2 separate regions of the Homo sapiens genome follow, and region 2 is linked to region 1. Evidence: read pairs that join two places in POLR2A ChIA-PET (ENCODE). Cell type or tissue: Panc1. All regions are shown on one strand. Links, peaks and the distances in the headings refer to the core of each region. The heading gives the core; the rest is flanking DNA.

The links. ChIA-PET counts read pairs that join two places held together with the same protein. Peaks named below come from ENCODE experiments on the same cell type or tissue, not always from the same donor. Only the 100,000 strongest peaks of a DNase experiment are listed, where the experiment ranks them.
Region 2: POLR2A ChIA-PET joins it to region 1 with 11 read pairs; 4 of 35 experiments call an interaction of 5 or more read pairs at or near these places.

What each region holds. Positions count from the first base shown.
Region 1 is chr2:30,661,860-30,671,623 of GRCh38, reverse strand. No RefSeq gene overlaps it. Among named protein-coding and RNA genes, the nearest start is that of CAPN13, 140 kb to the left of the region's middle. In Panc1, for the core only: no CTCF peak of the experiment used is centred there; DNase peaks (open chromatin) are centred at 4,933 and 5,208.
Region 2 is chr2:30,164,886-30,174,649 of GRCh38, reverse strand. No RefSeq gene overlaps it. Among named protein-coding and RNA genes, the nearest start is that of SNORA10B, 18 kb to the left of the region's middle. In Panc1, for the core only: CTCF peaks have their summits at 2,447 and 2,652; no DNase peak of the experiment used is centred there.

The sequences.
Region 1 (9,764 bases), core at 769-8,768:
GTCAGGTGTGTTAATTCTTTCTTTCATGGGTTGTGCTTTTGGTGTCATATTTTTTAAAGTCTTTGCCTAACTCAAATTTACAAATATTTTCTCCAATGTTTTCTTCTAGAGGTTTTATAGTTTTAAGTATTACATTTAGGTATATGATCCATTTTGAGTTAATTTTTAGATATAATGACATACATGAATTAAAGTTTATTTGTTTGTTGTGTGCAAATGCATATCCATTGTTCCAGTACCACTGAAAAGTAGAGACCTTATTCTCTGTCTATTTAATTTTGGATAATTTCCGTTACTGTCTTGAAGCCCTCACTCACAACTCTTTACCATGACCTTCGGTCAAGTACTTTTGAAACAGAATAGGGGAAGAAGATGACCTTTCTTAATGGCAATAGGTTTAAAACTTGGGTAATTCACTCCCACTGGAGGACAGGCACAAAACTCCAGCCACTTCCCAGACCCTTCTCTTTTACAAGGAAAAAGCCTTAAGATACTGGAAGGACAGGAAATCAAGGGCCCAGGCAAAAATCACTTTCCCTGGCTGAAGGTAAAAGGAAAGGCCATTTGACATGGGAGGAGGGGTTGGAAACTCTTCTGCTCCTTGTCTGCTACTGGTGAGTGGCAAGAAACCCACTCAGTCCCAGGATTCTGCACTGATAAAAAGCACAGGTCTGATATCACTGGAGTTGGGACCATAGTGAGGCAGGCAGCTCTCCCCTGTCTAAGATGCCCCACAGGCATGAGGCAAGGTATAGATGCCACAAAAGGGAGAAGCAAGAATAATGAGGGCCAGGTGCACGGAGCCTGCCTAAGACTAAGAGTAAATGAGAAAAATGGAGAACCCCACCTGCCCCCAGTATGAGCCTTGTGCTGAGTAATGAGCAATAACAGAAAAACATAGAGAGCTCCCCTCTGTGGTGGAGGCATGCAAGTCCCCCTGAAAGCTGAGCAGGAAGTAGAAACACTGATACAAGACAGCAGCAACCCACCACTGGAGGAATTTGAAGTATGTGTTGCCCTGAAGTAAGTTATTACAACTACAAAACTAAAACCCAGCACAGCTACTGATTTTAATTGACTCGACCCCCCACACTAACAGCCTGGCAGATGCAGAGGGATACCTACTTCCTGGCATAAACACAAGTTACCTCAATCTTTACTGTTATTCACACACAGTGTTTGGAACACAGTTTTTAAAACTACAAAGACACGCTCATACACACATTTACGAGACACACAAAAAAGCCAGAAAATAAACAACCTATTGTAAAGAGATAAAACAACTCACAGAACCAGACCCAGAGACAGCACGGATGCTGGAACTATCAGGGGCTTTAAAATAATTATGATTAGTTGGTGGAAAGGGGTCTAGTGGAAAAGGTGGACAACGTATGTGAACAAATGGAGAATTTCAGCAGAGGTAGAATTATAAAAGAGAATCAAATAGAAATGCCAAAAATAAAAAAAAAGATACAGAATTTCTTTGATGGCTTTTAAGCAGACTGTATGTAACAGAGGAAAGAAACAGTGAACTTAAAGATAGGTCAATCAATGGAAACTATCCAAATTGAAACACAAAGAGGCAAAAATGGAAACAATAAAATAACAATTGAGAAGAGCATCCAAAAGCTGTGGACAATATCCATATCAATGATCTAACACTGGGATCCCAGAAGAAAAAGAGAGCCAGGGCCAGGCGCAGTGGCTCATGCCTGTAATCCCAGCACTTTGGGAGGCCGAGGCAGGTGAATCACCTGAAGTCAGGAGTTCGAGTTCAGCCTGACCAACATGGTTAAACTCTGTCTCTGCTAAAACTACAAAAATTAGCTGAGTGTGGTGGTGGGTACCTGTAATCCCAGCTACTCAGGAGGCTGAGGCAGAAGAATTGCTTGAACCAGGCAGGCAGAGGTTGCAGTGCACTGAGATCGTGCCACTACACTCCAGCCTGGGCAACAGAGTGAGAATCCGGCTTCAAAAGAAAAAGAAAAAGAAAAAGAAAAAAAAGAAAAAAAGAGTGAAAAGAGAACTATTTGAATATACAATGTCTAAGAACTTTCCAAAATTAATTCAAAGCAACAAACCATAATTCCATGAATCTTAGCAAACCCCAACAAGAATAAATAAAAACAAAACAAAACTTAAGCTCATCATGGTCAAACCACTGAAACCCAAAGATAAAGATAAAACCTTGAAAACAACCAAAGAGGAGGGTAATCATGCAAACAGGAGAAAAGATTAGAATTATAGCAGATTTTTAATCTCTGCAAACCAGAGCTAGAAAAACATCTTTAAAGTGCTGGGGAGGGCAGGGGCAGGAAACCAAAAACCTGTCAGTTCATAATTTTATAGCCAGCAAAAATATCTTTTTAAAACAAAGGCAAAATAAATACTTTTTCAGGCAAAGAAACCTGAGAGAATTCATTACCCGCAGGTCTTCACTATAAAAACTTGTAAAGGAACTTTTGCAGACAGAAGGAATATATCAAATGGAAACTTAGATCTCCACAAAAAATGAAGATTGCTAGAACTGGTAAAAATGGGGATAAATAGAAAAGACGTTTTGTTCCTTTTAAAAGTCTCTTTACAACAGGTAAAATATATGACAAAAATAGCATAAAGAATGGGAGGGAGGAAATGGGATTACACTGTGCTGAGCTTCTTAAACTACATGTTTAATGGTATAATATTATTTGAAGCTGTTTATTGTGAACTCGAGAGCAGGACTATAAAAACGAAAGGAACAATGGAGATGTGAGTCACAAGTCAAAATATAAAAATCTGTTCTGACAATATATAGTTAATACAATTATTTTAAGTGAAGAAGAGGGGTAAAAAATATTGGAAACAAAGTAAGTTTTGCTAATTGCCTTCTCTGTAACATGTGATAATTAAAAAAACTGGTTAGGCAATAGAAGTATGTGCATATTTAACCTGGTGAAGATAAATGCAAAAAGATAATTTCATTAACCAGGAGAGCATGGTAGAGGAAAGGGAAAAGGAAGCATGCTAGTTTTATTCTTGTTTATAGAAAAGAACTAATATATTCTGCCTAAGGAAAGCTAAGGCCATACATAAAGCTTTAATCTTAAAGGTAAATACTAGAAAAACAACAACAATTCACCTTCTTAACATGAGAAGAACCACACACACAAAAAAAAGGACAAAGGGAAAAAAGAATAAAAGAATAAATAAAAGAATAAAAGCCACAGGGTAAAAAACTAAAAGATAAGTAAAAATTAAAAGTAAAAACAAGAAACATGATATAAAATTATATGACAAGGCTAAGCATGGTGGCTCACACCTGTAATCTCAGCACTTTGGGAAGCTGAGGCAGGCAGGTTACTTGAGACCAGGAGTTCAAGACCAGCCTGGCCAGCATGGTGAAACCCTGTCTCTACTAAAAAAAAAAAAAAAAAAAAAAAAAAAAAAAAAAAATTAGCTAGGCATGGTGGGGCACACCTGTAATCCCAGCTACTTGGGAGGCTGAAGCAGGAGAATTGCTTGAATTTGGGAGGCAGAAGCTGTAGTGAGCTGAGATTGGGCCACTGCACTCCAGCCTGGGCAACAGTGAGACCCTGTCTCAAAAAAAAAAAATTATATGACAAAACCCTAAACAAATGTATTTGTCATATCTATAAATGTAAATGTGCTAAATTCACCTCTTAAGAAGATTTCAGATAGACTCATAGAGCAAAACCAAACTCTGTGCACCATGCAAAAGGCATACCTAAAACCAAATGATTCAGGAAGGCTGAAAATAAAAGAATGGGCAATGTCACACTAGGTAAATGCCAAGATGAAAAAAATCAAGATTCATGAAGTTAATGTAAGGAAAGGGAGGGTTCAGAAATCACTATACAAGACAAAGACACTTTATAATGCCAAGGGTTGTAATTTACAACTCAGATGTAAGAATTATGAACATGGCAGTCAACACAGTAGCAAATTTTATATAGTAAGAATTATGGAAAAAATCGGGAGAAATTGATAAACACACATAATAAGAGATTTAAATTTATGTCTCAGTCTAGGGCAGATCAAGAAAACAAACAAAAAGAAATAGGTCAAGTTATAGTCAACCTTAGTAAGATCACAGGGCAAGTACTGTATCCTAATAATAGAGAACACACCTTTTCAATGCCAAGTGAAGATAAACACTCATGAAAACCTTACATTAAGCCACAAAGAGAACCTCAATAAATAGTCTAGTCACAATAAATGTAATAAAATTAAAAATGAATAACAATATAATAAAAACATTCTTTTCATCTGAAAATTAATAAACTCCTTTCTAAATTAATAAACTCCTTACTCTTAGGGTAAAGGGGAAAATAGAAACAAATAGAATTAAGTGTGTGTATTAAAATAATAAAGTACACACGTTAAATCCAATGAGGATATAAATAAAGCAGTGCTCAGAGGAAAAATCAGTAAAAAAAAAAAATAATAAAACAGGTGAATAAGATTCAGTTCAGAAAGAGAAAAACAGCAGGAAGGAAAATATAAAAACAAAGTAATTAATTTGATAACAGAGAAACATAGTACCAATACATAAATCCAAAAGCTGGTCCTTTGAAAAGAGTAAATTGAGAAATGAAAAAGAAGATACAAATAACAAAGAAACAGGCGGAGTAAACATAGAAAGGAAAATTAAAATAATCATATGAAACCACTTTGCATGCTATTAAGTGAATATATCCTAAAACCTGATATAATGGAAGTCAATTTGGGCTGGTAAGAGAAAAAAATTAGATAAATTAAATTGAGCAGTGTATTTGAACAAATAATGATTCATGAATTAGGCAGTCCTCAGAACCAGGAGAGGTTCAGAGAGCTACACTTGGCAACGTGAGCAGGCAGTATTTACAGATAGAAAAAGGAAGTGACACACAGAACGCTTGACTGATTACAGCTGGGCATTTGCCTTATAAGGACATGATCTGATCAGTTGGTAGCCTGTGATTGGCTGAAGCTCAGCTGCTCTAACTGGCTGAAACTCAGCTATTTGTTACAGGAATATACTCTTAGTGAAGTTGCAGTTTGTTTACATACAAAGTTAAGTTGCAGTTTGCTATGTATGAACTCAAAGTAGGAAGGCAGCCTCAGGCCAAATTTAGTTCAATTTAACAGGGCTCAGAGGGGTTGCATGAGTAACTAGTAGAGCCAAGACTGTATCCCAGTCTTGTGACTCCCAAGTTAAAGTTTCTCAAGCACGTCCACTGTCTCCTGCCTGCAGCTTCCTTGGACAACGGCTGGGAGATCTGGATCCTGTCTAAGGTCTGCAGGAGGGGAAACTGGCAGAAAAGACTGGCTCTGGATTTGTAGAGCTTGTGAAAAAAACCATCCATCATTGGCATCAGGGACCAAGAGGCCTAGCTAGACAGAGTCCTCCCTCTTTTTGGAAGCCCCAGCCTGCCCATCAGGATCATCCAGCACACAGTGCACACCACCCCACAGCTTTCTGGCTCTACTGGACTCTGACTTCTCCCCTTACTCAGCCTGGACTGCATCTTTCATCTGTCTGGGGTCCTCAGGACAGCACTCACTTCTGCCACTTTCCCACCTCGTCCACTTCGAATAGCCAGATCCCAGCCAGCTGTAATGCAGGCCATGCCTCCTCAAGAAATTGATACAGCACCCAAGAGGTGAGGGGCAAACCAGCATCCCCAAACCCAAGTGTGGAGTCCACCCAACAGAGAGTGGGCTTGAAGAGAGCTGGAATGTGGATCAGCAGCCCATAAGGATGCAAAATCAAGGCCAGGCTGACAGACACAAAAGATACCCCCCATATTGGGTTCAGTGGAAGAGAGAGTTGTGGAACAATGCGATTAGTATAATCTACTCTGTAAACTTTTTTTGCTCATTGTAAAAGCAGGATGATGGGGGAGAGACAGGAACACATGAAGTGAAAATATATTTTCCTATCACCCAGGAATCCCCAGCCTCTGTTTCTAGGAGTCAAGCTCAATTTTCATGTCTGGTATATTCTTATTTTTCCAAAGTTATTCCATGTATGAAATAGCATGTAAATGTTTATAAATAGGTTACACATACACATACATTATATTAAAATTTAACACCAAATGGAGCCATTCATTAATGTGTTCATTCAGTCTTCCATTTTAAATGGATTCAATGCCAAAGATCCGACAATGAGCAAAACTAGAGCCAGTCCTTGCTCCCACACAGTCTAGTGTGGATACGACCATTAAATATCCACACAAAGGAAGGTATAATTAGAAACTGAGATCCAGTGAGGAAACACATGTGAAAGTCTCAACAGTGAAGCTTCCCACAGTGGCAGCCACAACTGTCATTGTTTAAGAGGCAGTTACCAGCAAGCTGGGCATCCCAGACCTGGCCATAGATGCATTCTCTTCAGGCCTCTACTCTGCTTCTGATTGAGAACCAGAGCTGTGACTCACTGCCCTCCACCATCTGCTGGAGGGGCTCAAATGACTCAGCCCCACCCCACCCCACCCCATCCCCCAGGAATGCTTCAGAGGAGCAAGAGACGAAATTATTCCGTGTGACTCAGGCCCAGCCTGGCCCACACCCTCTGCCCGTCTGTGCCTGAGAAGCAGTGGTGGCCATCGCCGTGCCCCTGAAGGACACATATTTTCAGGTAAAGAATGTGCTTAGGAAGATTGTCTTAGCCTGTTTGGGCTGCTACAACAAAAACGCCACAGACTGGGTGGCTTAAATGACACACATTTACTTCTTACAGTTTTGGAGTCTGGGAAGTCCAAGATCCAGGCAGATTCAGTGTTGGCTGAGGAACCACTTCCTGGCTCAGAGGTGGCCATCTCCTCGCTGTGTCCTCACATGGCTGAAGGGGTGAGGGGTTTCGCTGGTGTCTCCTTTATGAGAGGACTAATTCCATTCATGAAGGCTCCACCCCAACCTTATGACCTAATCACCTCCCACCTCTACATACCCTCACATTAGTGAATACCATGTTAGGATTTCTACATACAGATTTGGGGAGGAAACAACTCCAGAAAGGAATCCTCACAACACAAGCTGTGATGAATGTCTCAGGGTGGGAGCTGAGCTTGCCAGTGGAGCAGTGAGGAACCATGGCTCCCTTCCACCTCCTCCCTTAGCAGGGCCCTTCTGACCACACCTGTCCCCATGAATGTCATCTCTGCAGAGAATCACAAATCTGAGTCTCCAGTCTCTGCCCAGAACCTCAAACTGCACACGCCAGAGCAGGGCCAACCATCCCCTTCCAGAGCCTAGCACTGCCTCGCACATCTACCTCCTTGAATGACTCTACCTTCTGCTCTGAATCCTAATCTTGAAATCCTGGAGTTCACTTCAGCTCCTTCTCCCTCTTCTTCACTCTCCTCACCTAATCCATGATCAAAGCCAGTCACACTTCTGAATTTCTTCCCAATCTGCCCTTTCCTTGCTTCCCCTGCTTTGGCCTTCTGGATATCTCGTTTTCCACAAGGACTCTTTCAAGAACACCTCACTGGCCTTACTGACTCCAAGCTACAGACTTCTCACTGTGCTCAAAATATTTTCCTAAACACAATGAGGCAGGAATTTCCCACCATCCATTGGCATCGCTGGCATCTCCTCAGGGTCTACAGTAGAGACCACAAACTCCATGAAGGGCAGGTAGATGACCAAAGGGTTGCAGGCCAGGTTGAGTTGATAAAAGGGCCACCACAGGGAATGGGGAGGACTGGGGCAGATTGGAGGATGCTTGTCCTGCTTAGGAGCAGCCACCGCCCAGCTATAGCTAAGTATAGCTGCAAGAGAATGGAGACCCCAAATTGCCAGACCTTTTAGACTTTCACAAGATGCAAGAACCCAACTTTGTCTATGAAATCTCTTTATTTATAAAAGTTGGTAACTAATTCACATGTAAAATACTCTCAATAATTTCCTTATTCCTGCCATTTTGGGCCCTCCCTGGTCTGGGTTTACGTACATTTCCAGCACCATCCTCCCTGCTTATGGCCAAAACCATGCCACGCTCCAGGACACTAGGCTCTTTGCCATTCCCAGGACATGGCTTGCCTGGCACATTCCATCCCCTTCCTTGCAGATGCTGTTCCCTGTACTGCACTGTGCTATCCCTTCCATGCCTATCCAAATCCTACCCACCTATGAAGGGTCACCTCACTTCCACCTCCTTCAAGGACCTGTCCCATAGGCCTGAGACCAATGACTCCATTCCGCTCCACTTTGTGCTTCCCCTGCATGTTGTACCCCTGCCCCAGTGCAAGACACAATCTGACCTGTTTATCATCAGCTGTGCATGCACCCATCACCCACACGGTTGGAAACAAGAGTGCAGACATTGTGTCTTAGTCACAAAGCCTGCACACAGTAGGTGAACTAGAGACATTTCAGGAATGCTGCTAAGTAGAATTTAGGAAAGGGGACTGATGCCACAACAGAGCATGGACTTGGGAATTTGGGGTGTCCATGTCTTTGCACAAGTAGGGTCTTGTCCGCCTGAACTTCCTGATCTGCACACCCAACGTCCCTGAAGCCTCCAGCCCCTCTCCCACCCCAGCTTGTGTGAGGTGGAGCCCAGCACTCTGAGGAAGTTCTGAGTCACTGTCTGAGCCTCGGCCTAATGCACTTTGCAGGCTTTGTCGTTAGTAACCTGGCCGACTCCTTGCTTTGCAGTTCCCCCCGGTTTATGGCTAAAACCATCTGTGTGAAAGTGGGCCTTGCCAAAGTGTTTGCAGCTACTCCCTATTCCTCCTCCTGCACCTGAAGCCCTGGTCCCCTTCCGGCTGTTTATGACTGTTTGCTGTGGAAACGGCTGGATTCATAGCCCAGGAGGGAGCAGGTGCAGAGGCACCGGGAGAGCAAATGAGTTCACTCAAGTCAATGTGCCTGCTTCTCATTCTGACCCTGAGGAGCAGGGAATGCAGGCCAGACCAGTAAAGGGAGGACTTGGAGCAGGATGAAATGCAGGCTGCTTTTCCCGGAGATGTGAGCTGGATGTGAAATGGCCTCCAGATGTGGGCTGAGAGGTCCCCTAAAGTTTGAAGTTGAGCTTTTAACAGTCTCCCTATGGGGAACCAGAAAAGCCCTCAAGCTGAGGAAGCTTTGTTTGTTTCATTGCACACAGTCCTGGTCTCACGGTTCCTACCACTGTGTGCAGCTGCTGGGCCTGCGTTCCTGAACACCCACATGGGCCTTGACCATTTGGTCATCCAGGAGGACACAGAGCCATCCCACCTGGTCAACTTGCTGCGGGGACAGGAGCTTTCACCCCTGTGTTTGGTTAACATTTAGATGAGAAGGATTATTGTAAGGACCAAGTGAGAGGGTTTGCTGGGCAGTGGGGAACACTACACAAATGCAAACAATCAACTCACTGATTATTGGTGGTAGTGTTAATAGGCCAAGGAGTTGTCTGGAAGAGGCAGACACAACTTACTAAGGGACCAGCCCCTGCTAGGTGATGCTTTTGTTCCAAGTCTTTGTTCAGATCTTTCATTCAACAAGCTATTTTTAAGCTCCTACTATGTGCAGTGCATGGTACTGAGCTCTGCAGGAGAAAAAAGTGCAAGTTAGGAGTCCTGTTCATAAGACCCTTAAAACCTGCTAGCAGAGATAAAGCAAGTGCTACGCTAATGAGAAAGGAGCTAGGAAGGGAGGGAGCACTGGTTAGTGTGAGAAGAACACCCATGGGGACAGCAGACAGGAGCTTGGAGTCTCCTGTGCAGCTACTGGGGAGGGGTGTTGGCGAGCAGAGTGCAGAATGGGAGCAGTGGAGATGGTGGAAGGTG
Region 2 (9,764 bases), core at 551-8,550, 500 kb after region 1:
ACGCAGGATTCTGTTTCCTAGCGAAGGTCTTGAAACCATGAAGTTAATCTCATTGGGCTTTGCACTACATTGAATTAAACTCCTAATTCTAATTTCACCAAATAGGGTTACCGAAAGAACAGGAAGTTATGCTTGATAACTGAGTTCCACTGTCCAGAGGGAGTTAAGAGGGAACAGAAAATCAATTTTGTGACTGCTGAGAAGCGGGTAAAGCTATTCCAATATGCTGGGGGGAGGTTGTTTCTTTGTAATGAGGCAAACACATTTCTGACAAGAAATTTTTCATGTGGAGGCAGGCCATAATGTTCTTCTAAATATGTTTTTGGGGCCAGGTGCTGTGTCTCACGCCTGTAATACCAGCATTTTGGGAAGACCGAGGTGGGAGGATTGTTTGAGCCCAGGAGTTTGATGCCAGCCTAGGCAACGTAGTGAGACCCTGTCTCTACCAAAAAAAAAAAATTAGCCAGGCATGGTGGCACGTGTCTGTGGTTCCAGCTACTTGAGAGGCTGAGGTGGAAGGATTGCCTGAGCCCAGGAGGTGGAGGCTGCAGTGGGCCGTGATTGTGTCACCACACTCCAGCCTAGGCAACAGAGAGAGATCTTGCCTCAAAAAAAAAAAAAAAAAGAACAAAATGTTTGGGGGCATTCTCTCCATCGTGGGCTGATAGAGGCTCTGCTGATTTTCTTTGTTCTTATGTACTCCAGGAAAGAGCCCCTGACAAGACTAGGGATTGGAAAGGTGAATGTACCTGGGATTGAAGAATTCTTCCATCTTGCATAGGTATTCCAAAGAGCTCCTTTTTGGGTGACTTTTCCTAAAAATGCATAAATGTGCAGCTTCTCCCCAAAGCCTACCACTTAGACTCTCATAGTTCTCCACTTTCTTCCCTGGGCCAGAAGGGACCACCCCAGCTTCTTGATGGCTGTAGAGCACCCTTCATTTTGCACATGGCTGTGTTTTCTATGTAAATAGTGACTTAGTCTTCTGGAGGGTCCTGCACAGCCTTTAGCATCGTGCCTTAGACGTAGTTGGCACTCAATCATGATTTGTTGAATGAATATATTCCTATGGCACTGTTTCTTTTATCTACTTAGTTTTAGCATGCCCTACAGACCATAAGCCCCTTGAAGCATTCACTTATAAAAATATTTATTGAGCACCTGCTATGCAGGTAACAGGCAAATTCTGAAAACAAAAGGAATGAATGTGGATTAACCCTATCAAATACTAAAGCATATGCTATTCTACAATTATTAAATTCTGGCTATATATGTAATTCCAATGATTATAAATAATGTGCTGTAATATAAAGACATTAAAAGTAATTTATAATGTTACTTATATGCATGTATTACAATGTGTAGATGCTTAAACACACCACATTATGAGAAAAAAATGCCTCTGTTGCATTTCCACAAGTCCCCTCAGGGAGGTGGGTGGTCCTGCTTCCTATCCAGTCTATGGGAAGGGGGAGTAGGTGCCAGGGATCATTCCTGGGGCTGGGGCTTCTCAAAGTACCTTAACTTTTACCCTCTCACCCCTTGTGATGACCTCTCACCTCCAGCCCCATACACCAACAAGGAATAAGGTGAAGCATCCAGGATATGTCCAACTCTTTCCTCCCTCCCCTGCAAAGTGCTGCCTTTACTGGGCCAGGGAGATGTAGCAGAAGGACCTGGAAGGCCCTGATACCCTGGGTCTCAGGCTCTGGGGAGATGCAAGCCATAAGGGCTGTCTGTTCTTTCTGGAGGGCACAGGAAGAAAGCAGGGGGGTTTTCTCAGCTGTTTCACTCATCTCTCCCCTCTCCTGGAAGGAAGTAGGCCCTGCACTCTCCAGCCCTGACTCCAGCTGGCTGTGTGGCCCTCTTTGGGGCTGGCTGGCTGGTCCTTAGGTATGGTCCCTGATGATCTAAACTGGTGATTAGAGTGGATTCACAGCACTTCTAAGGTTGCGGCAGATCCAGTTGAGGCTGGGTTTGATCCCTACTTGGGTTTGCAAATGGGCATTGGGGAGGGATGGTGATGTCAGAGTCTGACGGGGGGCCCCAAATCCTCAGTCATCAGATGCTTCTGCCCTCCTGCAGCCAGAGACTCACATGCTTGTTATGAAGCAACCACAAGAGTGGTTACTGACAGCGTCAGGGGCTGGGGTTGACACAGGACAGCAGAAGGAGCAAGACCTGTCACTTGGGTCAGGTACTCTGCCCCTTTCTTCTCAAGGGCAGAGGAGTTACTCGGAAGAGTTACAGGTGCCCTTCCCCAAGTGATGCCACTGGCCATGGCACCCTTCTTGGGGTCTTTGCTCAAGTCCAAGAACAGGAGTTCTTTGGCCACTGGGGAGTTGTATTCAAGCCCATGAAGCAAGTCTCAGAATCATTCTCTGGGTTTCCTCGTACAGGGCAGGAGCCTGCTCTGAGCTGGTTCTTGGGACTGAGCATTCCCCTGGGGCCACCAGCAGCTCACTGATGGAGCAGGGGCCTGGGGTGGCTGGCCTCTTCTTTACTGGTCTGGCATCTCCTCTGGCCTAAGCTGGGTGTGCTCACTGCTTTAGTGAGGAAAATGCCAACACATTTAGACCAGAACGTGGTCCAATGACTCTCCCTGCTGACCACGTGCTGGACTGCATGGATTTGCAGAAGGAAATGCCAATCTGTTTTCTCTCACTTGGAAGGGAGAGGGGGCTATTTTTTTTTTTTTTTTTTTTTTTTGAGATGGAGTCTCACTCACTCTGTCGCCCAGCTGGAGTGCAGTGGCGCTTGGCTCACTGCAAGCTCCGCCTCCCAGGTTCATGCCATTCTCCTGCCTCACCCTCCCGAGTAGCTGGGACTACAGGCACCCACCACCACGCCTGGCTAATTTTTTGTATTTTTAGTAGAGACGGGGTTTCACCATGTTGGCCATGATGGTCTCAATCTCCTGACCTCGTGATCCGCCTGCCTCGGCCTCCCAGAGTGCTGGGATTACAGGTGTGAGCCACCGCACCTGGCCGACTTTTTTTTTTAAAGCATTGTATTTGTTAATTTTTGCTTCATAACAAATGAGTGGCTTAAAACAATAAAAATTGATCATGCACAGTTTCTATGGGTCAGGAATTTGGTGGTTACTATGGTCTGAATGTTTACATCCTCCCTAAATTCCCATGTTGAAACAGAATCCCCAGTGTAATGGTATTACGAGGTGAGGCCTTTGAGAGGTGGTTAGGTCATGAGAGTGGAGCCCTTGTGAATGGGATTAGTGCCTTTATAAGGGGTGGAAGAGACCAGAATTTTTCCCATCCACCGTATGAGGACACAGCAAGAAGGCACCATCTGTAAGGAGGCAGGCCCTCACCAGACACTGAATCTGCTGGGGCCCTGGACTTCCCAGCCTTCAGGACTGTGAGAAATAAATGCTTTTTAGTTATAAGCCACCCAATTTATGTGTTTTGTTATAAGATCCCCCAATGGACTCAGACAATTTGGCTGGCCAGTTCTGGCTCTGGGTCTCCCATGAGGCTGCCATCGTACATCAGCCAGGGCTGCAGTCATCTCAAGGCCTGACTGGGGGCATCTTGGAGGCTGGATACCACAAGTACCTACCATGAGCTAGGTGGTGTACAAGTAATATATAGCAACAACAATCATAATGTACAATTGGAAGTTATTTCATGTTTACTATGTGTCCAGATGTTAAGTACTTTCCCTGAGTTACCTCCTTTATCTTCATAAAAACCCTACAAATTTGGTCTGGTTATCATCTCATTGAAGAGGTTAGAAAACTGGGGCTTAGAGGCCAGGCCTGGTGGCTCATGCCTGTAATCCCAGCACTTTGGTAGGCCGAGGTGGACGGATCATGAGGTCAGAAGATCGAGACCATCCTGGCCAACATGGTGAAACCCCGTCTCTACTAAAATTAAAAAAAAAAAAATTATCCGGGCGTGGTTGCACGTGCCTGTAATCCCAGCTACTTGGGAGGCTGAGGCAGGAGAGTCGCTTGAACCCAGGAGGCAGAGGTTGCAGTGAGCCGAGATCGCGCCACTGAACTCCGGCCTGGCGACAGAGCAAGACTCCATCTCAGAAAAAAAAAAAAAGAAAAACGAAAGAAAACTGAGGCTTAGAGAGGTTGGGTACTGCGGTCACACAGCTAGTAAGAGGTTGGGTCAGCATTCACACTCATAAGACTGTGCACTGTGTTCACCGTGCTTGAATGCCTCCCTAGGCATTTAGGATTAACAATCCAGGAGGTGTGCACAGATGAGGAAATTGAAGTTCAGGGAGGTCAAAAACGTGGTCGAGGTCACAGAATCAGTAAATGGCAGAGCCAGGATTTAAACAGAGGCCTGACTCCAGAGCTCATGCTCTGTCCTCTCCATCACATTGCTCCAGAACAGAGGAGACAGACACAGAAAGGAGAGAGTGCAAAAGAGCCAGGTAGCCAGTCCTTGTAGCACCTCCTGCTTGTTAGAAAAGGCATCCCCTTCAGGGTGGCTAGGTGCTTGGCTTGGCGAGCTCAATCCACACTCTCCTCCTTGGCCAGGCACTCCTGGTCGGGGCAAAATCTGAGTGTGACAGCCCTGGGGAAGGTGACAGGAGATGAATGGGAAAGAAGTAGCCGTAAGCAAAGGAGGATGCTTGCAGAAGAAAGACGAGAGAAAATAAACAGAAATAAAAGAGAAGGGAGAAAGAAAAATAAATTACCAGATGAGGAAAGAAGGGAAAAGAAAGGACAAAAAAACAACAACAGAAGGCCGGGTGTGGTGGCTCATGCCTGTAATCCCAGCACTTTGGGAGGAGGCCAAGGCTGGAGGATCACTTGAGCCCAGGAGTTCGAGACCAGCCTAGTCAACATAGGGAGACCCTATCTCTGCAAAAGTTTAAAAAAGAAAACAAAAAGAAAGAAAGAAAAATAAAAAAACAGAGCGAGCACATGGGGTCTGATTGGCCCTCCCAGGTGTAGGCTTGGGACCTTCTCCATATGTGGCAAGGGAGCCCACCAGGTTGGGGGAGCAGGAAACCCAGTGGAGAGCTTGAAGCCTCCTCTGACTCCAGCTCGCATATTCTTCCCCATGCCCTTGCCTTTCTGGGTCACTAGTCTGGGGAATTAGGGAGAAGAAAAGACACTCCAGCATGTATCTGGCCAGAAGAAAAATGTAGCTTCAGAGAAAATGCGGTGGCAGCAAGGTGAGTTGCCTCCTGGATAACACAGGGAAACCCAATTCAGAGGATAATTGCTAGAGTATCAGAGAGCTGATTAATTGATTAAATAGAAGACAAAATCGGCTGGGTTAGGTGGCTCACGCCTGTAATCTCAGTGCTTTGAGAGGCCAAGGCAGGAGGATCACTTGAGTCCAGGATTTCAAGACCAGCCTGGGCAACATAGAGAGACCCGTATCTCTACAAAAAAATTAAAAAGGAGACAAAATAGGAAAGCATGATTAATGGCTTCACCACTGTGCTTCTCTTTGCAGTTTGGTTCCCAAAGCAAATGGCTTCATTGGCAGGGTTAACGTTGATTATCACTGGCCACTGATGAATCAATGTCTGTTTGCCCTTGTGTATAAATTAGTCAATTCTCACTTTTCCCATGAGGGTATTGAGTGAGAGAAACCATCTGGAGGAGCTGCTAATTTGAAGTAAGTATAAAGAGTTATGAGACTTGGAGGCAGGAAGACCTGGATTTGAGTCCTAGTTCTGCCAGCAGCTAAAGATCAGGAACACCACAGCCACCCCATGGCTTCCAGTGGTCTCATGATCAGCTTTCAGTGGGCTGCTGCTCCTGAAAGCTGACCAGCCTCCTAGAGGCCAGTCTCTAGCAGGAGGGTTGAGCAGAAAAATCATTTTTTTCCTGCCTCCTGCCTTTCCCTGTTCCAGTAAGGTCTCACAATTGCCAACTGGCTTTCTAAAAAATATATTTGACCATTTCACTCTTCTACGTATAATCCTTCTATGGCTTCCATCACCGACAGCAGCAAATTCAAATTCCTGAGCATGGCAGGTCAGGCCCTTTGCAGTGTGCCCCCTCACTACCTTGTTAGTTTTGTCTTCTATCAGTTCCTGTGTACCTTGTTACTCTGGGCTTTTTCTTATGCTGTTAGCTCTTACTGAAACCACTTCTCCTTCTGCTTGCTTGGCACTCTGTTTCACCCTTCAGCTTCATCATCCATGTATCCATCCATCCATCCATCCATCCATCCATCCATCAGCCATCTAATTATCCACTCATCCAACCACCCACAAAACTCATCCTGCACTTATTTTAAAACTCTGTTTCAGTGCTTACCAAGCTTGTCTGCACACTGGAATCACCTGGTGAGGTTTGAAAAATGCTGATGGCGTGTTCCACCTTCAAAGATTGTGACTTAATTAGCCTGAAGTGGCCTGGCTTTGGAATTTTTTAAAGATACCTAGGTGAATCTAATGTGTAGACAAGTATTGAAGCTCTTGAAGACTTAGAGATAAAAGTTGGTTGAGACTAGAAATTTAGCATAGAAGGAGAAGTAGACCAGTAAATAATTGTACAACCATGTACACAAGTGCTATGAAAGGGGTAAGCCAGAGTTTCTCAGGAAGGGACACTGATGGGCATGAGAGATGGGTGGCCGGAGGAGTTGAGTCTTCGAGGACAAGTAGGAGAATTCCAGGGAAAGCAGGAAGTAGACATCCGAGTCAGAAGAAAGACCGAATGCAGCAGAGCAAGCTGGAGAGAGCGTGCCACTTTCGGGATGAACGAGGACTTGGCGTGACTGAAGCTTTGAGGGCAACGAACCTATGGAGGCAGATGGGGCCTCACAGGGCAGGGAGGGAAAAGCCAGTGAAGGCAGGTGTCATGGCTGTGACTGGTCCAACTATGCAGCTGTGAGGTAGGGGAGGTAAGGCAGTTGGTGGACTAGGAAGGAAGATGGTAGCAACTGGTGGTTAGGCCTTCCCTTCTCCAGAGAAGCCGTCCTCACATTTTCTCCACCCACATGCTCCTCCTCACGACAGAGATCCTGTGCATCTTTGTTCTTCTGGCCCACAGCTCTGTGCCTGGGAGAGCATAAATGCTCATGCCTCATCTCGCATGGTGAGGTAGGAAAAGCACAGGACAAAGAGCTTCAAAGGCAGACCAACTAGACTTAAGATCAATTCCATTCCTTTAAAATAGTGTGCTGTTGGATGAGTCAGCCATATGCTCTGAACTCGGTTTTCTCTATAAGAAAATGGAGATGATGCCAAGCTCATAAGCTTATTTTGAGGATTAGAAAAAGAGGTATGTCGGTGGTTCTGAAAGTGTGCTCTCTGGACTGGCAGCACCAGCATCATCTACTAGTTAGAAATGCAGGTTCTCAGGCCCCACCCAGCCCTGAGGAATCAGAATCTCTGGGAGTGCAGCCAGCAGGCTGTTCTAACACACCTTGTGGGTGAGGCTTATGCATGCTCAAATTGGAGAAACACTGATATATGTCAACTACTTCATCCTTGCTTGCTTTTCTAGAAGCCTAGCTACTCTTGAAAAGTGGAAAGAAACAACTGGCACCTCGCTCTGGGATCTGTACCAGTCCCTCCTTTTGTTTTCCTTCCCAAGTCTGGTTATGGCAGATGTGGGGCTTAGATGGTCAGGCTTGGAAATCAGGCATCTAAAAGGGAGTTCCACATCAGCTGTCTGTGCGCACACACACGCTTGACCTCTAAGTAAAACTGTGTGACCTTAACCTCTGAGCATCCATTTTCATCTATAAATGGGAGTGATGATAGTTATGGGCCAGTCATTGGTCTAAGCACTTTACATCTATTATCTCATTTTAGCCTCACAACAACCCTATGAAGGTAGTACTATTATTAACCCTGTTTTAGAGATGAGGGAACAGAGGTACAGAAAGGTGAAGAAACTTGCCTCAGGGCGTAGTGATCATGTGTGAAAGCTGGGATTCACGCACAGGCACTCCGGTTACAGGGTCCCCACTCTTTGCCAGTTTGCCTCACCAGGTTTTGAAAATATTACTACATTTGTAAGACGTTTAGCATACTCTGCTGTGCTTTGTTAAGGTGAAATGTCTCACCCTGGGTAGTCATGTCTCTGCTCCTCACAATGAGAACTTGGCTTAGTCACTTCACTTCTCCTGGCCTTAGGTTCCAAATGTTTAAAATGGGAGGTTAGACTAAATTAAAGAATATAAACTGAAGCCCCTAAGGCCCAAAGAATAAACTGTATTTGGCTAGAATTTTCTCTTAAATTGAAAGTGACCATCTTTAAGGGGTACATGCTCTTCCCTGCTCACCCCGTTAGCCCTGATTTCAGCTGTCTACCATAGGCCCACTTCTTGAGTGACCTGGCACCTGGAGGCATTTAAGTTGGAGATCACTGACACTGATCACAACCAATGGCTAAACCTGAGGTCCTACGGATTTACTATTCTTTGAATTTCACCTCCCTTCCTCCCTGCAATCCATCGTCATGCTTTACCTGGGATGTTTCTTGTGCAAAGGCAGCTCTGAGCCTTGACTCCTTGCCTCTCACTGTTACAGAAGCCCTCTGCTTGGCCTGGCTGCCAGAGGTGTCAGTGTTCCTATTGGCGTATGCCCCAAAATTGCTGATTTATATTTGTTTCTGCAAGGGAGACAGATAAAGCTTGTTTTAGGGTGTATAGTTAAGCCAATTTCAGAATCTCTTACACATGGAAATAGATTTATTTTCACTTAATCTGAAAGGCTTCCTTGTTTCTAATGCAGACATTAAGCAATTGCTGGAAGAGGAAAGACCTTTTATTCTGCTTCATGAGTTCATGCACCCCTACGCTGAATACCTTTCATTTCCTGCAGCAGGAATGCATTCAGTAATTTTACTGGCTTTGCAAATATCCTTCATCTGGCCGCTGGGAAACAGGTGCCAGGTGTTGTTCTATTACTATACTGCCTGACACACATAACAGGCACTCAAGCACTGCTGAATGGAGAAATGAACGGGAAAATTCTTTGCAGCAACTGGAGCCTACACTACCGGTTAAGTAACACTGAACCTCATTCAAGTTATTGTAATATATATCATTTTTAGAATTCCATACAGCTTATAAAGTCCTCACACATGTTCTCTAGAAATTATTTTTCATATTTTAAAGTCGAGGAAATGGAGCTTCCAGAGGTTAACTTCAAAGTCACACTGTGACATTTAATTTTCTGAGGCCTCAGGTTACCATTACCAAATTAAAAGCCAATATTAAAACATAGTTTTCGACAAAAAACATTTTTGAAGTTGTATAAGCTAAAGCTTTAGATACTAAAACAAACATTGCAGAAAAAAAATCATGTATCACAAAGAGGAAACAGTACTATTGCATCGCACTTGATAGTCTGCAAAGCATTTTCTCCATAATTCGATTCTGCCCAATGATGTCGTGCCATTGCAGTAAGACGGTCCCTTGCATCAGCTCCTGGTACTGCACCCTAGAGGACGAACAGCAACAAGAACTGACTGCCCCAACGTTTCTCTTTTCCAAAAGATAGGTTTGACTGGTGGTTGAGTGGAATTTCTTGCACACTCATGCCACCTACTGGTACTTTTCTGGTAGCAAAGCTTCCAGCTGATTTTTTTTTTTTTTTAATTAAAAACATTTTTTCAGTGTAAACTTTAGCAGGATCATTTGAATGTTTTACTCATTAGCCCATTTCTTAAAAATACCGTCCCCTCAAACTTTGAAACTCGCTTCCTGTTGCTGCCCTAAGGAGCCTTCTCTAACACAGAACCTGACTCACTTGAAAGGGACTGAAATATTTTATTCCTTTTGGCATATTGACAAGCTTCAGAAACG